Linked DNA regions of Homo sapiens: all the other regions are linked to region 2. Evidence: chromatin contacts called from ENCODE Hi-C data. All regions are on one chromosome and are shown on one strand. The core of a region is the stretch at or near the end of the contact, and the rest is flanking DNA. Distances in the headings are between cores, read along the strand shown.

What was found. A loop is a pair of places that touch in the nucleus more often than their neighbours do. Pooled maps may share reads with other maps.
Region 1: a map of gastrocnemius medialis shows a loop between it and region 2 (2.1-fold over the local background). The contact joins two enhancer-like sites. A Hi-C loop is called at or near these places in 10 of 168 maps with a recorded cell type or tissue (IMR-90, MCF 10A, PC-3 and 7 more) and 9 of 50 pooled maps.
Region 3: a pooled map shows a loop between it and region 2 (2.4-fold over the local background). The contact joins two enhancer-like sites. A Hi-C loop is called at or near these places in 1 of 37 single-sample maps with no recorded cell type and 3 of 50 pooled maps.

What each region holds. Positions count from the first base shown.
Region 1 is chr3:178,318,954-178,324,082 of GRCh38, forward strand. All of the region lies in intron 2 of LOC105374235 (a long non-coding RNA gene), which reads right to left. Among named protein-coding and RNA genes, the nearest start is that of LINC01014, 98 kb to the right of the region's middle. RefSeq lists a silencer at 1,014-1,214. Within about 2 kb of position 1,563, at least 6 of the 41 ENCODE cell types and tissues checked have a DNase peak (open chromatin) inside an H3K27ac peak, as active enhancers do; they include gastrocnemius medialis, where a contact is called at or near this core.
Region 2 is chr3:177,827,686-177,832,440 of GRCh38, forward strand. The region is part of intron 1 of LINC02015 (long intergenic non-protein coding RNA 2015); the gene reads left to right. Among named protein-coding and RNA genes, the nearest start is that of LINC02015, 13 kb to the left of the region's middle. Within about 2 kb of position 2,971, at least 5 of the 41 ENCODE cell types and tissues checked have a DNase peak (open chromatin) inside an H3K27ac peak, as active enhancers do; they include gastrocnemius medialis, where a contact is called at or near this core.
Region 3 is chr3:177,537,597-177,542,667 of GRCh38, forward strand. It overlaps LINC00578 (long intergenic non-protein coding RNA 578), which reads left to right. Exons shown (of 4, transcript NR_047568.1): 2 at 1,799-1,897. Among named protein-coding and RNA genes, the nearest start is that of LINC00578, 98 kb to the left of the region's middle. Within about 2 kb of position 1,600, at least 9 of the 41 ENCODE cell types and tissues checked have a DNase peak (open chromatin) inside an H3K27ac peak, as active enhancers do.

The DNA.
Region 1 (5,129 bases), core at 313-2,812, 490 kb after region 2:
ATGTGCTTACATCATCCTGGCTCGATTTAATAACCAATCAATGAAAAACTAGGCATGTCCCACAGATCAGCACTAGCAAGGATTTGCATCTTGCCTGCTTCACAGAAGTCAAAGTTCAGTTTATAAATTCATCATATAGGAATCTGAGTCCTGACAGCCAAGACAGAGTATAACCCCAGGAAGTAATTTATCTCCCCATCCCCACAGAGATGCTGTAGCTTCAATAACTGATAACAGAGCTGTGGGATAAGCAAGGCATTGGTCATAAATGGAATGTTCTAGTCTGGTGTTCCTCATTTAGGTGCTTTTTGACCTTTGGTGGCTTCTGACATCATGAAATGAGATACAGTCGCTACCTGCTAAGGGACAGAGTGAAGAGGGATGAGAGGAAGTCTCAGTGATTCTCTGCTCAGGTGATTTGCAATACCAGAAGCCAGAAACTGAACTTTCCCAGGAATCTCTCTCTCACCTGCCTGTTTGCTTGATACACCATTACAGCTGCTCCATTACAGTTGCTCAAGAAGAAATGGCTGAAATGGAGCTGTTGCCTCTAGCTGACCAGAATTGGAATGCTCATGTGACCATCTGACCTTTTCTGACAGATAAGACACAGTAATAAAAATAAGAATATGCTTCTCATGTCTGAGTGCGATATAATTTGCATAGCATTTTCAGACACATTTCTGAAGGAGATCCTCCCTGTAGCCCTGGGTGGGAATTGGAATTCGGATGAGGTTTTTCTTTTCCATTTATTTATTTTATTTTATTTTTAGATGACAGAACTTAAGCCCATTGTGCTTCTGCGATTTTCCCAGATTAACACAGGTATTAAGTGGTTGAGTCATTTCCAAGCATTTTTGCACAATTAGCTATTTGTCCTGTCCCTGTCTCCCTGTCCCCAAACCAAAGCAACTTATGTTTATTCAAATGAGGTAGAGATCTAGATGACCTTCCAGGACCCTTCCAATGACACGTATCAGTCACCATATTAATAGCAATATATCTCTCAGAACTAGCCCAAGGATTTAGTAGATTTCCAGATTACTTTGGAAGGAGCAATAATTATAGTCTTTTAGTTGGAACCAGAGAATCACACTCCAAGAAGATTATAAATGGTCATAACTTATATATTTATTTCACTCTGTTGTGCCAAGAGCTAGCAGCTTACAATCCAATAGGGAAGATAGATATTAAATGAAGAAGTACACAATGCCTTAATTCCTACAGTGCTATTTAAAGGATGACAATACTCCCCTGGATACCAGCTAATATATGTCAAACTTCTTATCAATAAACAAATCACAGATTGTTAAGAGAAAATCATGGCAGAAAATAAAGCCAGTTTTGTAGATCATGATTTTCTCTATTGTGGAGTTGATAGAAAAAAAAAAGAGAGTCTGTAAACTACAGAAAAAAAAATATAGCTGAAAAAGTAACCCTGTGGTCTTCTTGCTAGTCACCACTTAAGGAAGTAGAGATTTTTCCAGACCCTTCTGTCACTCTGGGCAGGTGACTGACTTATAACTCAGGTGTGCATTTGCCTGCTTAAATCTGCCTCAGTTCCAAACAGCTTGCCATGCTCTATATATAGAGATGACTTCACCCTCTGTTGGAATGCAGCAGCTGTTCAGCAGTGCACACTGATATGCTTCAGAGACTTAGGCCATATCTAATTGAGCACTTCAATACTGCAGAGATAGGCGCCTTGGAAATATTTAGATAAAATACCTTTGGCCAGATGGAAGCCGGCCAGGATACCAGCATAAAATCTTCATCTCACAGGACTGCTAGTGAGCCTTGGCGGGGGGCTCCATGGAGGGAGGTGGCATCAGGAGAGATGCCAGTCTGTCCTATCCACCCCCTGCACTGTAAACATGACACAAAGAATAGTAGGAAATAGGAGAAATCAGAATTTTGTTGCTTCCTCCTTCTCCCCTTGGCAGACCAAACACAGCCTACCCTCTGTGAAAACAATCTGAATGTTAATGGTGCCTCCATGTCAGGAAGCTTCCCAGTTGTAATATTCCCCCACAGGACTGTCCCTTCCCCTAGAGGCCAGATTGCCAGCCCTGGAAATTGGTTGGCAGGTATAGAATCAATGGTACTTTTTAAACATTTATTTGCCTAGGATTCATTGCTAATCTTGCTAGGAGAAGCAACCAGCTATCACAGTTGGCTGGGAACTGGCCAGAAAGCACTTCTGGCTTTGCTACCCATGGTCCACATGACTCCAGCAAGCCTGTGTTGTGCTGGATCTCACTTTTCCCATCTGTAAACTTTAGAGATTGGCAGATTTAACTTCAATTTCTCTTCCAGCTCTAAAAGAACCTGTGTGTGTCTTTCACGACACAACTCCCTCTCCCATTCTTTTTTCTTAGAAGAAAAAGAAAAAAAAAGAAAAAACATTAGCAGATGATAATGAAAACATCTTGCATTTGCATGTAATCTATTGTTTAGATAAATATATCCACCTTTAAGCCAAAGTAAGTGCTATTATTTTCATTTAGAAGAATCAACAGAAACACAGAGAAAATGAGTGGTTTGCCCAAATCAAGCAATTAGAAAGTACATTTGAACTGGGTCTCTGTCTTATCAATGATGAAGGGATCATTTACACAGTAATGCAATTGCCTATCTGGATGTGTCATTTATATGGACTCAGAAAAAATATCGAGGTTAGGAATAATAAGTATCTAGCTTTGGGTCTTATCTATGCTTGGATTTAGGGGTTTGGAAATAAAACACACAGTCTGGCCCTCCAGGTTCACAGTGCAGTAGGGGCACTGGCCTAGTTAACCAATGCTTGCCTGCCATACAATGTGGTAAAACACTGAATAGGACATCAAATTTATACTTGGAGCTTTAGAGGGCTGAAGTCAGGGGAGGCTTTGCAGAAATGTGTATGTGCTACCCAGGCAGAAAAGGATAGTGGAGCAGGGGGCAGACAGTGAAGAAAGTGCTAGGGAGGTTCTACAAACAAATAGTGTGTGAGTGACTGGAGTTTAGAATGCTTGTCATAAATACTGGGCCTTTCACATAGCAAGATACACAACAATCGAATATTTGAACATCCAGGTGGAAAAGTTTATTGGCAGCTGGATATGAGAGTCTGACGCTCAGGGTTGAGGATGAGGTGTAAATACAAAAGCCATTGAGCCTCAATTTTTTATTGCATTTTTCTCTCTCCATTTCGAATATTTTAGTTTCTCTGAAGTGACTGAAAACACAGCAGTGCAAATGACAACCATTTCTAGACAGAGTCACTAGGGTGTCTGCAGTTTGAAGAAAGAAAGCTTTGTGAAATGTTGTATCTTTGAGCTAGGAGTTTGTCTATCTGCAATTATTGCTTTAAGGACATAAGTATAAGTTAGACAATTATGATCTAGAGGAAGGAGGATAGGGAAGAGAGTAAGAAACAAGGGAAACAAAGTTAAGGTGGAGCAAAGCCCACCTAGTGAGTGCTCAATAAGTTTTACAGAAATGCAGAAGTGAATGTAATCGTTTGTTCCTAATAAGTAGTGCCCAACAAGTTTCACAGAAGCTCAGAAGAGACTCAGGGGTCAGGTGTTGCTGTTCCATTGTTTTTAAATGAAGTGTTTGCTCAAGGTACTTCTAGAAATTTATTTTTAAGGCTTAACACTATCAGAAAACATTTCAAAAAGTGGTAAAAATTACAATTACTTTTTTAAATATAAGAAAAAACCTTTCAAAGTAGAGAAAATATTACGGTTGACCATTCCACTGCTCTAAACCAAAAATGAAGTTATAAAGCTTCTCAGTAACCTGTGTTTCACATCCCACACATCACCCAGTAAACTATTTTCTGAAGAAACAGGAGAATATTACAGAATAAAAAACCTTAGAAATGTGAAATAACTATGTGTGAATGTTGAGGGACACTCAGAAGAGCAAAACCCAGTGGATGTTAAAGAAAACATAATGGGTTTAATTATATTTAAAAGGCCTATTCTATTGCTATATACACTAGAGGAGCGTGAATATTTATTCTCTCCACTAGATATTACCATAATTTTAGGTAAGACAAAAATAACTCAGATATGGATTTTTCTATTATTGGAAATATATTGTGTTGGCATATCCTCACGTATTATCTTTAAATCCTCACCAAACACTGTGTAGTGGATATTATCAGTTCCATTTTAAAGTCCAGGAAAAACTCAGAAAGGTGAATTGTTTTATCAAAGTCCTAGCATATGTTAGAGTCCAGATTTGATTCCAGGCCACTGACTCAATATCCACCTGGTTACTGCCTACTTGTGTACAACCTGCAAGCCTATGAATTATGAATTCTTTTTCTATACAGTTAAAGAATTCAAAAGAGGAATAAATTTTGCAACATATTGAAATTATATAAAATTCAAATTTCGGTGTTCATAAATAAAGTTTTTTAGAACACAGCTACTCTCATTTTTTATATATTGTCAATACCTGCTTTTGCACAAGGGCAGAGTTGAGTAGTTGTGACAGATAACAAACAATACACAAAAGAAACAATGTAAATAACCATTTCAAGGCTCAACCAAATGTAAGGCTCAATAAATGCAACATTGTTAGTCTTTTATTTTTCAAGAAAATACTTGGACTATCATGATAATGACAAAAAAGAGATTCCACACCCAAAACTTAGTCATATGTTGTTATAGGAGGTAAGTACCTCCCAAAAGACCCATAGACAAAAATATAGCTTTTTTTTTTTTTTTTTTTGAGACGGAGTCTCGCTCTGTCACCCAAGCTGGAGTGCAGTGGGTGATCTCTGCTCACTGCAACCTCCACTCCCAGGTTCAAGCGATTGTCCTGCCTCAGCCTCCTGAGTAGCTGCGATTACAGGCACCCACCACCACGCCCGGCTAATTTTTGTACTTTTAGTAGAGATGGGGTTTCATTATGTTGGTCAGGCTGGTCTCGAACCCCTGATCTCGTGATCTGCCTGCCTTGGCTTCCCAAAGTGCTGGGATTACAGGTGTGAGCCACCACGCCCTGCCAAAAATACAGCATTTCTTATATTAAGAGAGTAGACTAGACTGATTCACTATAGCTATATTTTATGACATTATACCAATCAAACATTCAGAGTCTTAATTTCTCCAAGAAAAAAACTGTGATGCCTG
Region 2 (4,755 bases), core at 1,721-4,220:
CAGGAGGCAATGAATAACTTTGCCACTGAGAGTGAAAGAAAATTCCCCCTTTGCACAATGCCTTTCACTTAAATAGCATTTGGATTTCTTAAAATCCACAAAGTTTATATTAGAGCGTCATCCATTAATGCTTTGGCTAGGAGGGGTAAGTGCTGGGAAATGTCATCTTAAGAACAGTGGGATTTGTGGGGGCAATTGTCTTTTACTTGCAGCGGCATAACTGATCATCTGTTCACCATTTACCTCTTATTACTTGCAGTAGTTCTTGAACAATGCTGGGAGCTAATATTTCAATGTTAAGGACTCGGAAGAGACAGCATAGTTGAGGCAGTGTAGCAAAGTGGTTAGGGGCACAACTCTGGAGCCAGCCAGCCTTGGTTTCAATGCTGGTTCTGTCATGTACTTGTGGTGTGATCTTGGGAAAGTTACCAAATGCCTGAGTTCCTCAGTTTGCTTATCTCTAATATGGAATGATAATGACAGTGTCATCTTTTACGGTTGTTGTTAAGATTCAATGGTGATAAGTTCTTAGTACAGTGCCGGCCCATAGTAAGTGCTGTATGTGTTGATCATATTATTATATATCACAGCTCTTAAAATACAGAGATTGTCTTGAAGACAATTATTCATCTTCTCACTCTTTTTTCCCCATTAGCCACTAGCTAACTTGGAAGTGTGTAGTAATAAGGCCAGATGACTAAATGGAAAGCAAAAGTTATCTTTTAAGCATGAGCAAAATTATGAACAATCTATAGAGTGATTAAAGTTGTGATTCAGTAATAACAATTTAAAGAAATTTATCAATAGCAAATGTAAAAATAATTTAAATCAAGAATTAGTTTCAATCAAGAAAATTTCAGATTTTATTTTATTATTCATTTATATTTGTTATATCTGTGGATCTGTTTTATTTATGTTCATGAGGACCTGTTTGGTCTGAAAGTAATTTAAGATAGCTTACAAAGAAGCATATTATATATAGTAAAATGATATTAAATTTAAATTAATAGGAAAAGTTAGATAAATGGAAAACAAAGGTAGAAAAGAAGGAGATGGTGTTTTGAATATGAAATTGTATCTTGAATCCCCCATGCTTGCTACAAGTGGTAATGAGAGTGGTAATATAATTCAAGAAGATGATTGTGTAAAACAAACTGGTTGCTTAGGCAGAGGACATCCATTATTGATACTGTGATAAGAGTAATTTCTGCCATGTTGCTCAGTTTCAGTATTCACCAGAATCTTAAGCATTAAACTTGAATATTAAACCAGGAACTTGGAATATGGTCTTTAATAAATTCATGCAGTAATTGTTTATTGAAATAGTTTCTGACCCACAGAAATTATTGTGTTAGGTGCTACAGAGAAGAGAGACATGTCTCAAACTATCCCTGCTCTTGAATAATATGCATTAAAGAAAGAATATAAGTAATACATTAATAAACTACATTCATCAGGAGGCTGAAGCCAGAGGATCACGTGACGCTAGCAGTTCAAGACCAGCCTGGGCAATACAGTGAGACCCTCTCTCAAGCAACAACAGAAATTAGCTGGGCATGGTGGTGCGCAGCTGCAGTCCTAGCTTCCTGGGAGGCTGAGGCAGGAGGACTGCTTGAGCTCAGGAGTTTGAGGCTTCAGTGACCTATATGATCTGTTACTCCAGCCTGGGTGACAGAGAGAGACACTATCTTTAAAAAAATTAATAGAGGCTGGGTGCGGTGGCTTGTGCCTGTAATCCTAACACTTTGGGAGGCCAAGGTGGGCGGATCACTTGAGATCGGGAGTTTGAGACCAGCCTGGCCAACATGGTGAAACTCTGTCACTTCTAAACATACAAAAATTAGCTGGGCAAGGTGGCATACGCCTGTAATCCCAGCTACTTGGGAGGCTGAGGCAGGAGAATTGGTTCAATGTGGGAGGTGGAGGTTGCAGTGAGCCGAGATCACGCCACCTCATTCCAGCCTGGGCAACATTGAGCGAGACTCCATCTCAAAACAAACAAACAAACAAACAAACAAAGTTCAAAGTAGATAGTGATGATGAGAGGTACACGTGTGGTGTTAAAAGTAGCTCCCCATTTATATCTTACCGCATTCTGTGGACCACCCCACAGAAGATATTGTAACAAATAAAATCTTTATACTTTCTAACATATTAACTCTTTTAATTTCTTAATGGTGGCTTTTAAATACTTAATGATTCTTTTATGTGGATTTCAAAAGCCAGACAGTGCAGTATCCATGCATAGCCACCCAGGACTACTAAAGGTCATAGTGGAGAAGACTTGTCATAAATATTATAATCCCATGGATAATTCTGTCCTTTAACTCTGTATGCAACTTAGATCATAAACTTGCAAAGTGGATGCCAAGCCTCATATTAGTTCTTCATCTCAATTTGTCAAAAATTGATTTCACCAAGTTCAGAGAGAGAGAAAATAAAGCACAAATGCACTGTTTTCCTAGAGGGCATGTGCATATTTTCTATACATTCGTTCAACATTATTAAACATTTATTATATTATGGGAATGGTACTGAGCATGGAATTATAACAAAAGTAAATTTTTTAAAATTTTCCTCAAGGAAAATAATTTATTGTTTAGGTGGAGAGACAGATATATAAACGAATAGTTATAGCAATGAGAGAAGTACAGATAGACATTTGTAAGAAGGGAAAAGGCAAGCTCTGCCTAGCAGGATAGAGAAAAGGCCACATTGAACTGGCGTTTGAATTTCCTCTTGAAAGATGTGCATTTTGCCAAGTGGAGATTGTACAATAGGAATGATATTCATCCTGGTTAGGAAATGTTCTTGGAGCACCTCCCAGCCTTTCGGTCTAATATTTCCTGAGTACCTCTCAAGGATTCAGTGTGGGATTAGGTGATGTGGTAATTATAAAGAAATAGAAGCCTTGTTACTCGTCTTCAGAATGTTTACTCATAAGGGGTAGTAAATTTCCCTCCCCACACTTTCAACAGTGATTAAGAGGTCATGACTGTCAGTCCTAAATTGTGTGTCACGTCATAAATTCTGTAGATTAGAGAGCATGATCATGTAATTCACAGCAACCAGGGCAAGCCTCACAGATGGGGTAAGGCCTAATCTGTTCCTTGGAAACTGGGATGAGGTTTGGATGTGGGAGAGAGAATGCTTTAACAGTCAAGCCACAAACCTGTATTGAGGGCCTACCATGTGTCAGGCTCATGAATAAAGAAGCAGCATGGGAGTGGGGAAAAAACTGGGATTGAGGTTACATGTGTTTGTGGAAAAACCTGGCTGGACTAGTGAGTTTGAGGTGAGGGATGGCGGGCAATAAGTATAGAGTGAAACGAGTTTGGGCAAGAAAACTGCAGCTAGATTAAAAGGTGCTCTGAAGGACAGGCAGTGGCTTTTGGGTTTGGCATTTATGAAAATGGGGAGTCACCAAAGGTTTTTGAGTATGGGAGAGAGCTGCTGAAAGAAGTACACAAATAAAAGTAACCTTCTTTAGGGAAGTTACATTGGAACAGCTGGAAGGGCTTGTAGAGATCCCTTTACTCACTACCCCATCTGAATATCCTTCAGATGGCCATCATTTGACTGAAAAGGCAATGAAGGCCCACAGAGGTTATAGGATTTGCTTAAGACAAATAGAGTAATCTTGTCTCCATTTCAGGCTCCTTCTTTTGATCTTAACAGTGTGTGTGTTCTAGGCTGGGTGGATGGACAGTAAAGGGAGTAGGAGCATCGAGGTCCAGGACCAGCCAGGCTGAATGAGAGGGCAAACAGGAAGCAGCCGTGACCCAGATTATGTTACAGCCATAGAATGAGCATATTAGAACTCGTAGAAGACCTAAATGCCATCCAGCCTTATCCTATTGCTTTGCAGAGAGGGACAGTTGAGGGCCCAGAGGGAAAGTGACTCACACAACAGAGCGATCTAATGACCTGACTTTAAGTCCAGCTATTTTCCCTGTGTCCACCTCCCTTCCTCCTTCAGATTCTATGGTTGTGTGGATGGGCTCTATTTTCTGTCCCCAGCTAGTTACCTGTTCATGCACTACACCCCTTGGATCCTCTGTTAAAGAGAGACTTAGTAATTGGGATACCTGCGCTGCCGATGGATTTGCCACATCTATTCTGTTCTCAGGTTGTATGTTGTTTGTGTGTGTGTGCTTGTGTGTGTGCATGTGTGTGTGTGTGTGTGAGAGAGATGTGCTACAAAAAGAAAGCTAAGGGAGGCATGCAGAAGACTGCACCAGAATGAGTTTGTACCTTTATCCAAAAAAGCCACAGTTTCCTTCATTCTTTCTCCTCCCTAGAAGGAGACCAGTTCTTATAGCTGCAGAGAAGGGTAGGGAATGACAGTAGGAAAGGGGCATTGCTAGAGTCAGAGGCACAGGTGGCATGAGAAGTGCAGACCAGTCAGAAACAAGGCCCATCACACTCTTACCCTCAGCCCTGTGCTCTGGGATCCTCTCTGTGATCCTGATCGTGATCGTGTAAGGGTAAGAAGTTGGGAGGAAGGAACCTCAGCAACATCTCCTCTCTTGCCCTACTGAACTCTGGAAGCCACGTTGTTTTCCAGGAGAGGTGGAGGAGGTCAGGGCCTAGCTAATATCTGGTGCTGCTGGAGAAGATGCTTTCCAAATGGACAGTTAAGAAGAGTGACGAAGGTATTTAAGAAATTTAGCCACAAAAGCACTTGTAAATAGTGTTAAAAGGCAGTGGGAAAGAGATATTTAGATTTGGTAATTTAAAAAAGTCAATGCACAC
Region 3 (5,071 bases), core at 350-2,849, 290 kb before region 2:
TGAAGACTGCGTAACTTTGGTTCCCTCTTCCTCCCGAACCCTGCTCAAAGATTTTAGGGAATTAACTAAGGTTTCAGTAGTGAAGCTTTGGATCAGCACAGGGGCAGTTGTCACCATTACTCTACTTTATAATCTTGTGGGGAGGGAGCTTAACCAGGACTATCATCTCAGCCTGGGATGACATGCTTTGAAAGTGCTCCAGTGTCACTTTGAGGAGGGTGGCCACCTGCAACCCAGACTAAGCAGTGTAGTTGCATTACTAAGAGGTGTGTTTGGAAGTCAGACAAACTTGCCTTCAAATACAGACACTTGCTTGTTACTTAACTTTTCTGAGTCTCCTCATTTGTAAAAAAAAAAAAAAAAAAAAACAAAAAAACACAAACAAACACCACCAAAAAACCAAAGAAAAAAAAGTAGGAGAGTGAGAATAATAGTTCTTGCCTTAAAGAGTTATTGTGAGAATCAAATGGGACAATGCAGGTAAAGACATTTAGCCTAGAGCCTTGTACCGAATATGCACATTTTAAATAGTAGCTTTCTATTATTTTGTGATTCTTCCCGCCCCTGCTGCATTCCCCAATGCCTCATCTACCAGCAATTTGTGTGCACACTCAGGGTCAGCAATTCTTGGCTTGGGATTGCAAAGAAGGGAAGTACAGCCCTTTTCTGCTGGCTTTGCCTGGGTTGACCTCCCAGCTTTGCTCCTTGGCCTGATTCAGGGTTGGCAGGCATAGATGGAAAAGAGCCATTGGTTGTTAGAATCGTCCAGCAGGAGATGAAGGGAGATCTCACCCTGCATTTTGTGTCTAAAACAATTGCTTAAATTTGTCATCTTAGGGACACATGTACATAGGTAAACACACGCATATACTGTACACATCCATGTGTACAGCTCAGATATTGTCTATAGGAGAACAAAATGTCTTGATGAAAATGAGTAATTCAGCTAATCACCCAGATGTTTTAGCTATATGTTGCCACACAGCTGGGTGATCTGAAACAGCTATCTGTTTGGTGACTTGCAGATAAAACATAGATAATAGAATCTCCCTCTTTTCCTCCAGTTTTTTGGCATCACTTAGATATAATCTAAATGATATGGCAACATATGGGAAAATCTCTCACATTCAAAAGCATGCAAGCAGCTAGCTAACGCTTTCTACTAAAAACTTTGCTTATAGGTATTTTGATGAATCTAGAATTCTCACAAAGCACATCATTTGAAAGAAATACGGCAGCAAAACAAACTGCTGCATTCAAAGCAGGGGTATTGAAAAGTGTCAGGCAAACATTTTTAACCTTGTGTTTGTGCTCGGTCTGGTCAAAATAGAATATATTTCCTTTTATGGAAGTGGTTTAAAAAGGGGTAAGAGACAAGATTTAGTGTTTGCAGGAAATCCTTTAGTTGTTTAAAAAGCTTCAAGGGTTCCATCTTTGGCATCCAGGTATTATTCTCATTAAGTTAGCATTTTAGGTTTCTGAAGTGTTTGGTTCAAGTGAAAAAGATTAATGTTATGCTTTGAAATTGATTACTATGGAAAGTCTTTGTACATTTGACTGTAAAGCAGAAATCAACTTGGACAGGAAGCAAAGCGGATGAACAGGAAGCTAAAGTAAATACCACAGTGACACGTGAGGGGTGGAAGGTGGTTAGTTTATTTTTTAAAGAGTTTTCAGACCATCAGTACATACGTTTCAGTTTCTAGATCCAAATCTCTAAGTGCTTTTCTCCAACTGGTGGGATGATTGAAATTAGAGAGTAAGACGAGAATTCACTGTGCTGGATTTTTCATTCCAGGTGCAGAGCTTTAAAGGATTATGGAGTCTGAAGACCAAATGGGATGATGGAGAACAGCTATTCAGTGGTACAAATGTAAATGCTCCCAGGCCCGGGCAGGTAATTTAAGTGAGTGAAGCAGGGCAAAGTGTAATTGTGTAAGCAGACATTTGCTGACTCCACATACCACTAGGGAACTATACTTTCCCCTGGCAGAAAGACAATCAGCTCCAGCCTATTATTGCGTACAGTAAGGCTAACCAAAGTGAGGGGCTACTCTAACTTTTCAGGAAAATCCAGCAGTCTTGATTTTTATGTAGTTTCCAAAATGTTTTTGTTATGGTTCATTTGGAGAGCAGCCTTTTGATCTCCAGTTTGCTACTTTTAATCTAGTCTAATCACACATCTTGCAGTTGTAGAAACCAGACCCAGAGAAGCTGAGCACCTTGCTTAAAGTCCTGCAGCAAAGGATAACACTGGGGCTCAAACCCAGTTCTCCTCCATCTTCTTCTCTGGCATTACCCTTCCACTGAGAGCACAGCATCCCGCCCACAGTGGGCTTCAGCAGGCTTTGTTAGAGGAAACCCATGGATTTTTGAAGGTTTTAATAAGTTAATGAAACTCTTTAATTAAATTAAGTAATTTAATTAAGGTGCTCTCCTGACTTTTTCCCTAAGATAATTATTTACTCAACCAATGTTTGTCATTGGTGCCTCTTTTAAAATGTTGTGTAACATTTTCATTGTTCTTTCATTCAGTTCAAGTTACTTTTCTTCATCTCTATATTTAATATATCCTCTTTGTTGATCAATGCTTCCAAATTCTCTTTACTTCACATATATCATTTGTCTAATTTCTGTGTTTGACTTTTTAAACTCAGTCACTCAGGGTCTGAAAGTGTCTTTAACTGGATCTATCTGTATTATATATTGCTATGCATTCATTGGAGGGAATAAAATACAAATTTGTAAATCTGAACATTATACTACATGGGGCCAATGGAGAGAGTCCATTTTACATGAAGAATGCCACTACTTTATCCCTAGAGAGTATGAGGAAGAGTTTCACCCATCTTTAGCCTCAGATCTTAGATTCAGTGCTTGTAAGAGAAGAAGCACTTATTCAAAGAAGCAGGTATATATACTCTGGTTGTGAATTCTTTCTGTGATTTCAAACAATATTTGGAAAAACTCATTTCTGAAGGCCTAAGGTGCAGGGAGACGAAAACTACTCTTGCGAGGATACAGTTGGTAACACCCATGAGGGTTCCATTTGCATCGACTCTTAGCCATAGCTGCACCATAGCACCAAATTAGGTAGGGACTGTGCTGCTCGTACCTTTGGGCTCAATGGAAAACTGTCCTATGATTCTGTTACTAATCATCTCCTACATTTGAGTGGCACTTTAATTCCCAAGACATTTCACATATTACTTTTGCCATTTTACAATGAGGAAACTGAGGCTCAGAAAGGGCAAATGACTTGCTCCTTGCCTCACAGCTGTGTTGAGGAAGAGGTGGACTAGAACTTCATGAATCCTTCTCTTCTCTTCTCTTCTTTCTCTTCTCTCTCTTCTTTCTTTCTTTCTTTCTTTCTTTCTTTCTTTCTTTCTTTCCTTCTCTTTCTTTCTTTCATTTTTTTGGAGACAGAGTTTCGCTCTTCTCACCCAGTTTGGAGTGCAATGGTGCAATCTCGGCTCACTGCAACCTCCACCTTCTGGGTTCAAGCGATTCTCCTGCCTCAGCCTCCTGAGTAGCTGGGACCAGAGATGCACACCACCACACCCAGCTAATTTAGGTATTTTTAGTAGAGACGGGGTTTCACTATGTTGGCCAGGCTGGTGGTCTCAAACCCCCGAACTCAGGTGATCCACCTGCCTTGGGCTCCCAATGTGCTGGGATTACAGGCATGAGCCACCATGCCTGGCCGATCCCCCTGCTCTTTCTACTGAGTACTATCTTAGCTTTATGGCTGTTCCAGCTAGCCCCCATATCATAGTCATGTTCACTATTAGATGACCTGCTGGGATAATTTTGCACATTCTCCTGCCCAGCAACACCCTGGTTGGTTGCTGCAATGAAGACAATGGCTATGCATAGAAGAATTTTAAAATACCAATAGAGGATCTCTAACTCTCTGGCACTCTACTATTTGTACATGAGGGGGCTGTTATTGTAGAAAAGGAAGAAACATTTTCCTGGTTGGGATTTTCATACTGGCAAATTGGCTATTCTGATTTAAATTCATATTGTTACTAATTGGTGTTAGAACTTTTGTTCTGGACTGTGCTTATGCTAAGTAGAGATTTTCCCTCCTTGTTTGATTATGGATTAGTCCACACATTTTTACCTTATGAAAGGAAGAAACAGCTTGTGCCGCCTCGGGAGGAAATATGTCATCTAATAATTAGGCTCTGAGGCACTGGCATCTTGAATACTGACCTGTGGGCAGGCCGTGGAGAGAATCATGGAAAAAGCTGCATTATCCAGGGCTTTTTCCTCAGATAGATTTAAAAAACAAATGTCTTTAGAGCAAAGCACTGAAGGGCGAGAAGCAGCAAACAGGCAGATTATTAAAGCATTTGTCATGAAGTTACAGGTGGGCTCAGGAAGGGTCCCAGTCCTGCAGGCCGGGCTGCCTTGCTGAAAATATCTTGTAAATTATGAGTTGTTCCCCCAAAGAAATCACTAGGCAGGAAAGGGCAAAGTTACTCCCTAGCAACTCTGGTTGCAATAGTTTCTGAACTATAGTTTCAGAAATCTGTCAAGGCAAGGGTCAGTTACACATGGGAGGCTGAATTTTTGTATTGGAAGACTAGGTGTTTAGGATTACAGCAGTGATCATTCCTGGAGCATGTGTATTTACACTTCTGTTTCAAAGAATGAGAAATACACACTTATAATGTCGGTGCTTTTTCTCATCTAAAAAAATGATGAAGTATGTCCTCTTGCATTTACAGATTCACTGTTTATCTTTAGTCTCATTAACTTATGCTGTAGTTCAATTCATTTTGTTTCTATTCATTTCATATAGAAATGCACTGAAATTTTGCTTCAATCTTTGTACAGTATTTGGCCAAACTCTCTATTTGGCTTTAGTTTTGGCCATAGCCTTTAAAGGCTGAGTAAACAAATGTCCCACTTCTGCGTTATTGATGGTATCTCTGAACCTGAGATGATCAATGACAGCCTGATCGTATTATTTATCATCATGCATAATTGGCATAAAAAATTAGTAAGAGGAACAAAGCATGCCCATCTGAATAATTACATTAAAATACAGGTAAAAACATTC